Linked DNA regions of Mus musculus: all the other regions are linked to region 1. A link is a contact called in ENCODE POLR2A ChIA-PET data. All regions are on one chromosome and are shown on one strand. Each heading gives the region's core, a stretch centred on a gene start or an enhancer-like site at or near the end of the contact. The rest is flanking DNA. Distances are from core to core; before and after follow the strand shown. Region 1 holds the start of Luc7l2 (LUC7-like 2 (S. cerevisiae)). Region 2 holds the start of Zc3hav1 (zinc finger CCCH type, antiviral 1). Region 3 holds the start of Ttc26 (tetratricopeptide repeat domain 26).

Evidence for each region. ChIA-PET counts read pairs that join two places held with the same protein, here RNA polymerase II (POLR2A).
Region 2: POLR2A ChIA-PET joins it to region 1 with 15 read pairs in embryonic stem cell. The contact joins the promoter of Zc3hav1 here to the promoter of Luc7l2 in region 1. POLR2A ChIA-PET finds 5 or more read pairs at or near these places in 4 of 5 experiments (Patski and embryonic stem cell).
Region 3: POLR2A ChIA-PET joins it to region 1 with 19 read pairs in Patski. The contact joins the promoter of Ttc26 here to the promoter of Luc7l2 in region 1. POLR2A ChIA-PET finds 5 or more read pairs at or near these places in 4 of 5 experiments (Patski and embryonic stem cell).

Annotation. Positions count from the first base shown.
Region 1 is chr6:38,549,394-38,552,877 of GRCm38, reverse strand. Luc7l2 (LUC7-like 2 (S. cerevisiae)) reads right to left here and starts at 1,544. Exons shown (of 10, transcript NM_138680.3): 1 at 970-1,544. The coding sequence starts at 1,030.
Region 2 is chr6:38,352,860-38,356,343 of GRCm38, reverse strand. It overlaps Zc3hav1 (zinc finger CCCH type, antiviral 1), which reads left to right and starts at 1,741. Exons shown (of 13, transcript NM_001347122.1): 1 at 1,741-2,429. The coding sequence starts at 2,122.
Region 3 is chr6:38,379,685-38,383,168 of GRCm38, reverse strand. It overlaps Ttc26 (tetratricopeptide repeat domain 26), which reads right to left and starts at 1,645. Exons shown (of 18, transcript NM_153600.2): 1 at 1,576-1,645; 2 at 956-1,093. The coding sequence starts at 1,578.

The sequences.
Region 1 (3,484 bases), core at 295-2,794:
AAAAAAAAAAAGCATTTAAATCGCTAAAAAACTTGCCTAAACGAGTTTTTACAAGTCAGGATTTGGACTTGTTTTTTTTTTTTTTTAAGAAAGTGCTGAACTTTAATTTGAAAGTACATTGTTAATTATCCCCCAAAAGCAACATTTCATCATTTTTAGAAACAAACACGTAAATAACTCTTTCTAAGGATTCTAATCTAACTGTATTTTTAAAAGCCCTTTCCTTCAATTCTAATTCAGTGGGCATCAAATATCCAAAATGATTCTGTTTTCAGCACAGGTAAAATTTGCCAATATTTACTGAAGTCTCTAATACGTGGTCTAACAAAATGGAGGTCTCTCGGTGGGAAAAAAAAATAGGCCTAAACACTTCTACAAAATGGGGCCAAACACACCCACTTTAAGAAACCATGGTTTGGGTCAGATTTTCCACACACACGAAAAAAAAAAGTTGATTCTGTAAGGGCTCGACGAAGCGTCCCTGGAACTGGGGGTTAGTAGTGGTTTCGTTAAGACCAGGGAGGGAGGGGATGTTTCTCTCCACACTCTAGAGGACGGCGGCGAGGGGTGATCCGAAAGCCCAGAGGAAAGGAGCTGGAGCTGGGGGTGGAGACCTGAGCGCCCCGCCGGTCCCTGATCAATAGTCAAACTGACCGCCCCACTACTCCAAGACAGACTTGGGCTCTCCCAACCCCGCCAAGTCAACAGCAAAAGGCACAAACTCCCCTTTCTGCTCCCAGGCCCCGCCTCGCCGCATTGGCAGCAGTTCCCGCCAATCCGCACGGTCACCGCCCCCAAGACCGCCTGCCAAGCCCTGATTGGACTGGAAGAGAGACGGGGGGGACCTCGCGCTACCAATCTGGGAACCCCTTACTCGGCCGCACGCGCGCGCCCAAGTGCTCCCTCGGAGGCCTCCCCCTCCCCAGGCACGGCCCCTCCCCCACCCCCAGGGCTCTGGCAGCGACTTACCGTCCCGAGAGGTGCCCATTAACTGGTCCAGCATAGCGCGCATCTGGGCCTGCGCCGACATGGCGGCGGCGTAGCGGGCGGGCGGTCGGGCGGGCAGGCAGGCGGGGGTGGGGCACCGGCCGGGCCCTGGCGGGCGGGGGACGAGGGGAAGGGGTGGGGGAGGTGCGGCGCTGTCTCGGTGGCCGCCGCGGCCTCGAGGCCCGCGAGTAGGGAGTCGGAGGGGTCGTGGAGAGTCCGGGCTGCGCTCCTCACGACGGCGTGAACGCGGAAAATGGCAGCCCCCCTAGAGAGTGAGCCCTGGTGCCCTCACTCTCCGTCCGGTTCCTGAGACAGACGCGACACAGGCTAAGCCGACTCTCGCCTCCTCCCGACACCAACACCCGCCAGAAGCCGTCAACCCCCCCCCCCAGCAAGCGAGCTCTGACGCGGCTCGCAGCCGCCGCGACGGGAGCGCGCACGCAGCTCGCGCCTAGTCGTTTCCCGTGGGGGTTCGGCCAATCGCCATCCACGTCGCTGCGCTCCGCCCTGCCCCTCCTACGAAGGGTCCCACCCTAACGGCTCCCGAGCGCGTTCACGTCTGCTCACCCCGCCCCTCTCGGAGGCTGAGTCTCGCGAGAATGATGCTCTTTTTTTTTTTTTTTTTTTTTTTTTTTTTAGCCTACTCCGAAGCCTCTTCGGCCCCGGGCGTCTAAGCAGCAGGTCACTTAGGCCTTTGCTGTTTGCCGCCCTGGCGTCCAGCCGCAAATTAGCCAGTGCCGAGCTTAGAGCGAGTCGCAGTAAGTAGTGCGACAGAAGTTCTCAGGGTTAGTGCTTTCCCGACGGATGCTGGCGGAATCGCAAGCCCGTGGGAGCCCCGAGCCCGAGCGGAGGACACCTAACCTTATCCTCAGGCCACTGCCCCTCATCAGTGCCCGAGTTCGGGACATGTCAGGTTCAGGAAAAAGAAAAAGCAAACAAACCGCGAAATCAACACAGTGGAAATCAGGCCTCCCGACCCCTTCTGCTACGTTTAGGACAGCTGGAAGCTGCTAGTCTGAATTCGGAGCTGGGCAAAGTGAGAGCTTGGGACAGGCCATAATGCAGAGCAGCGTTTCCGTGGGGTTCTTGGCTGACTGTCGCCCTGCACTCCCACGCCCTGCTGACTGCGACCTTCCAACCGTAGTTGATTTCTTAATCTCAAGGCTGGTGGGGCTGAGGCCAGAGTGAGCCAACGGGAAATACTTAGGCCACGGCTGCTTACCGGTTTTCGAAAAGGAAAAAAAAACTGGCGAGTCTTTTAAGCTGAAACGTCGCAACTTTAGATAATAACTGGGAAATTATGGATATTTTTTGCCGTTTCATTATAATTGCCCATGCATTGAGGAACTAAAACTTCAAACTAGCGCCAGCTTCATATTAAAATCATATGAAAGAATCATCACAATTCCAAGGTTTAACTAGGCACTGAGCCGATGCAAATTACGTTATCTAGTCAGCAACTTGCCAAAAAAAAAAAAAAACACAATTATTCAGAGTACTGTTTTTGAGACAGGGTGTCAATGTTATGAGAAAAATAGCCTTAAAAAGTGAGAATACCGGAGACTCAGCATAGGTTAGGAATGGAGACATTTTTCACCTCTGCAGAAGTTAGGCATCACCCTGACACAAAAGACAAACTGAGCTGCCAACTTAGCATAAAACTGTTTAGTTGTTGTTTGGGTTTTTGTTTGTTTTTTTAATTACATGTCGTCTCTCTCCACTTTTTCTTCCCAACTTTTGGTTTTTTCGAGACAGGGTTTCTCTGTGTAGCCTGGAACTCACTCTGTAGACCAGGCTGGCCTCGAACTCAGAAATCCACCTGCCTCTGCCTCCCAAGTGCTGGGATTAAAGGCGTGCGCCACCACACCCAGCTTCTTCCCAATTTTTAACATTACCCTCTCTCCAAATTCCTCAGCCTTCTGGTTCAAGACACAAATATTACCCAGTGAAGTGCTTGAAGCCCAAGGTGGGCACCTGCTCCTCTTCCATTTGTGAGCCCAGCTGTATAGACGACTGCCTGCTACATTTCAACCCTAGGATCAATAGCAAGGGCCTAAACAAGCAGCCAGCTGCCAAGTAGGGATCATAGGGCCTAGTGTCTCCTATTTATCCGTGATTCCATAACCAGCTTTAGCTAATTGCAGCTCACACTAACAAAGGACCAAATGATTTATTCCTTAAACTGTGTAGCTCTAACTGCCCGGAAACTTGTCATCCTACCTCAGCTACTCTAGATTTAGGCATGTGCCACAATGTCTGGTTCAAAAACTAAATTCTAAACAATTCCAAACAACTACTTGCAGAGATCCTTTGAAAATTGTTGTACAATGGGAGCTGGAGAGTCTTAGAAGTTAAAAGTCTTTGGATCCCATCACCCTTTCGACTGCTCACAACCCTCGAACTCCAATGTCAGAATTGATATTTTCTTTAAGACACCAAGCACATATATACACATACATTGAGATAAAACAATCAAATACATAAAAATGTTTTTTTA
Region 2 (3,484 bases), core at 492-2,991, 200 kb after region 1:
TATAAAATCCCCTTTACTTGGTCCCTCATCCATCCCCAGGAGGAGGGAGTTGACAATTCTAGATCCTTCAAGGGACTTCCTCTGACCCCCTAACGGGACACTGCTATTTCTAAAGCTGATGCCCTCTGGGAGCTGGGATTGTTTCTTTGATTTCTGTGTCTTCAGAGTCACTACTGTAAGGACCATACCGAAGATAGTAAACACATTGATCTTACTTGATTTGATAAGAATGGGGCTCTGGAAACCTGCCAGACTGAAAATAAGGCCAAGTGGATTAAAAGACAAGACAGAAGCAAGAGTCAGAGTCAACAAGCAGCCAGATGAGGCCCGGGCTTGGCTGCTTTACAGACCACCGTTCCAGTGAGTCAGAGAGAGCGGCTGTGCGTACCACACCAGAGGGATTCTCATTCGGGTTTCTGAAGAATTTGAAAGACTTTATTTCTTATGAATTTGTTTTTAAATTTTAAATTACATTTATCAGAGAGAGAGGGGGGAGGAGGAGGGAGGGAGGAAGGAAGAGAAAGAGTGTTGTGGAGGTCAGAGGGCAACTTGCTAGAGTAAACTCTCCCAGCATGTGGGGAAATTCTGGGGGTCAAATTAGTGTCCTGTGTTTTAGCAACTGGTGCCTTTACCTGCTCAATTATCTTCCTGGCCAATAATCCCTTTGCCCCAGTCTCACAAGTGCTGATATTACCGGCATGCCTTCACCACGCCAAGCTTTTAATATTATTTTAGCGTGTGTTTGTCTGAGTGGGTGGGGTCACTCGCACCTCCCTCTTGTGAAGTTTGAAAGCATCGCAGTGCACACTTCTCCTGCACCGTGCCTGCAGATTTTAAAGAAAGGGTTCCCATCTGATCGGTGAGCGCTCCATTCATTTCATTTCTGAGTGCTGAAAGGAAAGCCCCTTTCTTTTTCTAATTTGGGTCTAGTGTTTACTGGCCTGCAAATTAGCTGAGAATACAGATGAGACAAACTAAACACAATTGTGCAAAAGAAGTTTTAAAGTCACAATTTAACAAGGGGAGGAGGCCGAAGAGCGTATAAGGTTTGTGTGTGGTGAGTGTGTTTCACTACGGAGTCTGGAAGGACAATCGGAGTTTTTTTTTAATGCTAATGTTTGGAGCAGCAGAATCTTCCGGAAAGCTCCCTGGGGACACGGATGGCTCTTTAATTTCATCAGCCTTTGCTTTCCTCAAAGGGAAATCTAGTTATTATTTCCTTCTGTCTCTACAGTAACTCTACGGTAAGGTAAGGGTTTACCTTAAAAATCATCTTCATGCCAAGGGGGGAGGGGTGGGGGAAATCTGAAGACATTCTAAGCAGTTGGTTTGAGGCACCAAAATTGGAGATTTTAAGTTAGCAAGGCCAGAAAGGATCAAAGAGTGGGTCTTCAAATAGCTCTGGAGAAGGCTACGTAAGAAACCAGGGAGAGTAACAATCACCGCCCTCTAAGAGGGGCTCGGCACTGGGTAGAAAGTGCGTAATCCTAGATCTGGTGCCGCGGAATCAGGCCCGGAAACAAACTCTCGAGAACCTCGGTCATCCGAGCTCCACCTGTTCCTTCAAGTTATTTCCCCAAGTGCGGAGTTCGGATAATATCCATGTCCTAAGGTGGTGGCGAGCATTGACGACACTCGGCGGAGAGTCCCGCTTACAGGAAGCGCTCACCAGGTCTGCTCTTTCCGGGGCTGGGTGGGGCTGATTTGAGGACGCCTCTAGTGGGCCCCCCAGGATGCGTCACTCTCCTCAGGCTCATCAAAACTCCACCCGAGCCTCACGAACGTCCTTACTTCCTCTCTTCCTGGTAGCAGCCTTGCAGTCCCGAGCTCGGGGGACCTCACGTCTAGCCTGGAACCGAGGGTACCGCGCCGCGGCGGACCTGCCCGCCTAACGTCGCTCGCTTCCCATTCGCTCTCCCGCGCGGCTGACTTTAAATCTGACCCCAGGACCTCGTCGTCGAGGTCGGGCCTCGCGACACCACCGCCGGAGTTGGAAAGCGAAACCGCTCTGCTCTGCGAGCGGCACCGCCCGCGTCCGCCCCTGGGACCGCGCGTAAGTTTCGATTCTCCGTGAAGCCGAGTCCCGCGCAGCGGCCGGAGCAGCGGCAGCCATAGCGCGCCATGACGGATCCCGAGGTATTCTGTTTCATCACCAAGATCCTGTGCGCTCACGGGGGCCGCATGACCCTGGAGGAACTGCTGGGTGAGATCAGCCTCCCCGAAGCGCAACTCTACGAGCTGCTGAAGGCAGCAGGGCCCGATCGCTTTGTGCTATTGGAGACTGGAGACCAGGCCGGGATCACTCGGTCGGTGGTGGCTACTACTCGAGCCCGCGTCTGCCGTCGCAAGTACTGCCAGAGACCCTGCGACAGCCTGCACCTTTGCAAGCTTAATCTGCTCGGCCGGTGCCACTATGCACAGTCCCAGCGGTGAGTGCAGCGGGAATGGGGAAGGTTCTCTAATTGCCTAGTCCGGCGCCGCGGGGCAGCTTCCTAGGGGAGGCGGGAACCGGGTGGATATGGCTCACTCGGCTGCAAACCCCTTCTCCCTCTATCCCTCCTAATCTCTAGACCAGTGGTTCTCAGCCTTCCTAATGCTGCGACCCTTTAATACAGTTCCTCAGGTTTGTGACCCTCAACCATAAAATTATTTTCGTTACTACTCCGTAACTGTAATTTTGCTACTGTTATGAAATGTAATGCAAGTATCTGTGTTTTCCAATGGTCATATTCGACTCCTGTGAAGTTAGACCCCCAGGTTGAAAAATCTGTAGCCAAAGCGCTATTGGAAAGGCGGACAAGGCTGCCTCTCTACCCTTCTCACCTCCCACCAGAATCCTAATTAAAGTACGTTTGCACCAACCAGAGTTTGTAGAAGTTGCAGGCACACCTTTTTCTCCTTGCTACTCTGGTACCTCGAATGTTGCGATCGCCCCAGAATCCTAGCGGTGCTGCCCAGTCTCCTGTGTCTCGGGTGCGCCAACTCCTGGATCGCTGTGACCCTTCACTCCTTGTCTCTCCACCTGGCCAGATAGATAACTAAAGGTATAGTGGCCTCTCAGCCTTCTTCCTAGTATGCGTGGTGGCCTGTACTACGACACCCCCCCCCCTTCTTGCAACCGACCCACTGTCTCAAATTGCATGAAATAATGTGGCTTAACTTCTCAGGCAGCTGCTTCTGGTCCTACTTGGTCTTCTTCTTCTTCTTCTTCTTCTTCTTCTTCTTCTTCTTCTTCTTCTTCTTCTTCTTCTTCTTCTTCATAAGCGTTTCCAAGGGTTGGCTCAAGTCCTTTTATTTTGCTGTCTTCCAAATTTCTCCAAGACAAGGATCACTTGCTGGGGTTCACCTGTCATAACTACCGAGATGATTTCCAAACACATAACCTGTGCAGGCCTGCGTCTTCATCCAGGGGTCTGAGGAACCAGTGTCTTGCTCACATAGGCCAAACTCCCTCCAAACAAGCTCTCCAACCTTATCCCCGGCT
Region 3 (3,484 bases), core at 396-2,895, 170 kb after region 1:
CCTCCCAGGACAACTTTAGGTCAGAAGGATTTCTCAGACTACTTACCCAAAATGCAGCTTCCTATGCATCACTGCAGAGCTAGTGAATTCAAATTGGTAAAGCAATCGCCTAGAAACAGAAACAGCTAACTATCCTTGGTATTTCCAATGCATATTAAAAAGTGAGATTTGGGCTGGAGAGATGGCTCAGCAGTTAAGAGCACTGACTGCTCTTCCGAAGGTCCTGAGTTCAAATCCCAGCAACCACATGGTGGCTCACAACCATCTGTAACAAGATCTGGTGCCCTCTTCTGGAGTGTCTGAAGACAGCTACAGTGTACTTTCATTAAATAAATAAATAAATAAATAAATCTTTAAAAAAGTGAGATTTGCACCTAGCATTGGTTTAAAAAAATGACCCTGACATACAGAGTTGAAATGTTTTATGGGTTTACAATAGTTTTAAATTGTAAATAGTAAAAATCACTTATTTTTTTTAACCAAAATGTAAATAGGAAGAAGTTACAAATCACTCAGGATTTATGGTAAATAATGTGTGAATTGACACTGTTAAATGTAATACTGTATTCACCATTTGTGGAACTAAAAATTAATAATTTTATGTGTACAAGTGTTTTGTCTTCATGTATGTCTACATACCATATGTTTTGTTGAAGGAAGCCAGAAGGCCTTGAATCTCCTAACATTTAGTTACTAATGGCTGTGAGCAGGCACGTGAGTACTGGGAATTAAGGTCCTCTGGAAAAGCAGCCGATACTTTTAAATGTCGAGCCATCTCTCCAGTCCAAAATGTTTTGTATTTCATCAGGTTTATAGTTAACTTGGAATCTGGAATATGCATCTGGCTATGTTTGTTTGGATTACCCATAATGTACCCACCCGTCCCAATAGCATAGTAACCAGCATTCAACCCACCATCCACCAGACTGAGAAGTAAACCTTCTTTGGACATTACCTCCAATAGGGTAATGGCGCCAGTGAAATCTCTCTGCGAAAGTAGATCCTCTAGTTTTGGAATCTTCCTCCCTTTCTTCTTTCTTTTGTCAGTGTGCGGTGACTCCCCGCCCACAGCGGGTTTGGCCCTTGAAAGCATCTGTAAAACAAATAGCAAAGACTGTTCTATCAAAAGTCATTTTTAAACTGAGGGTAACAGCTCTCAGTCAGATCTACCCTTACCATCAGACCCTAGGAAGTCTATTCAGATTCTTTTTTTATTGTGCATTTTAGTAAAAGGACCATTACCTACTACTGAAGGGGAACCGAATAGCTACTTCCAACAACTTTATCCATAAGAGACAAACAAACACTCACGCAGCTTCTACTACCTAGGTCTTCCAAGATTCTTTTTTCCAGTTCACAGTCTAGTATCGGGAAATGAAGAAGCAGGAGGGAAGAGAGCATCGAGGTACATAGATTTCTTCGCATCCCTCCCTATTCCCGGTGGAAACACTGGAGGGATAAAGGGATCGCCCTCTAGAGACGCACCTAGATTCTATCCAACAGTGCGTTGAGAACTCTAAACCCAGGTACAAACCTATTCAAAATCCCCCACCCTTACTATTCAGAGCCACTAACCATCTTGGCGTCGGTCCTGTGAGCCCCCGCTGCAGATAGTCTGCAAAGGCTGTGCTTCGGCGAGTTGCCACATCCACACAGCGAGCTCCGTTTCCACGGCAACGCCGCCGGGAGGCTGGTCCTTCTGAGAAAGGGCTCGTCCCAAAACCAATGTCCTAAGCTTCTTGGTTCCGTGTGTTTCCGCAGCTGGAAGAGTAGGTGCTTCTCTCAAGGGAGTTAATCCTTGTTGTTTGTGCTGAGGATGAAAATGGGGCTGTGTCTCTACTTAGGAAAGCAGTTTAAGAAAAGGCGATTTAGAAGTACTATTACAACTAGGAAGTATATTTCAAAAGCAAGTTTCTTGGGAAGGTAATTTTCAAGGACCACTTCCGTTTTGCCTGGGGTGAGGACGACAACAGCTCCGCTTGTCTCGTACATTGTCTCTGTTTTCTGCTCGTTTCTGCTGGTACCTGCTGAAGCAAAGGATAGTTTGGAGGCAGAAGTGATACCAAAATATTTCCTCGAGACAATGTTAATCCCAAAGATGGGAGGAGAAAGACCACCACCCCAAATCATCATGACCAAATTAATTAAAGCAAGCTTTTTTATTCGTGTACACGGACTGCTTCTCTCTAAGGCCAGTTTGGAGAGATCAGCATTGGATGTGAGGAAGACAAGGTTTTTATAGATCATGGGGGTTGCGGGGGTGAAATGGGGAAAATAGGAGGGAGAGGTGTTATAAGAGCAGAATATAACAATAACAAGTTAGTCCTAACTACCTCCTGAAACAGTCATGGTTGCAAGGTGGGCATAACAACAGATAGCCATAACAAGGTAGTTATAAAACCTTTTGAAACAAAGGTAGAGTTGCAAGATGGTTCTAAACAACTTTTAGAAACAATGTCATGATTTGGCATTCTTGGAACGGTCAGTACAGAACCATTTGTAGTTAAGGCTATAGGCGAGGCATAGCTCAATCTGAGAAACAAAAATTTAATCATAAGCAGGAATGAACCTAGTTTGTTTTTACTATAAGGTGACTTCTGTTTGTTTTGTTTTTGCTTTGCTTTGCTTTTTGTTTTATTTTTCAAGATAGGATTTCCCTGTGTAACAGCTCTGGCTATCCTGGAACTCTCTTTGTAGATCAGGCTGGCTGGAACCCACAGAGATCTGCCTGACTCTGCCTCCCAAGTGCTCATGTTAAAGGCATGTGCCACCACACCCAGCTATAAATGGGCTTTTAAAGTCTAGGATGGAAGCAGGCTGGTTCTTCAACACACCTATACACAATTAGAAACTATAAAAATGTGTGTACAATTAAAGCAAGAATGGAGTATTTACTCCAGAGCAGCGTTAATTTAGTTGCAATATATACATATATATATACACATACATATATATATATACACACATACACACACACACATATATATATATATATTTTTTTTTTTTTGCTTTGTTTTTCGAGACAGGGTTTCTCTGTATAGCCCTGGCTATCTTGGAACTCACTTTGTAGACCAGGCTGGCCTCGAACTCAGAAATCTGTCTGCCTCTGCCTCCCGAGTGCTGGGATTAAAGGCGTGCGCCACCATGCCCGGCTGCAAAAAATATTTTCAAATGATGGAATTGTGGAATGTTGGAGCTAGAAGAGACCTTAGAGGGCATGCATGCAGTCAAACTTTCAGAGCAGATCCACTAAAGGCCTAAAATCTTAACAACTTGTACTTATATATACTATAAATGTATGAAAAGCGTTGCATAGACTTCTCCAGCCTTTGCATCTCTTCTCACATTTGCAATCTGTTGGTGAGTGAATGACTTTTGTCTTTATATATACACGCTTGTATATACACAAATTGGTATGCAGAGGCAAATATATCCACTTTAGAGAGGCACAATTCAACAAGCACTCCACTCCACTTAAAATTCC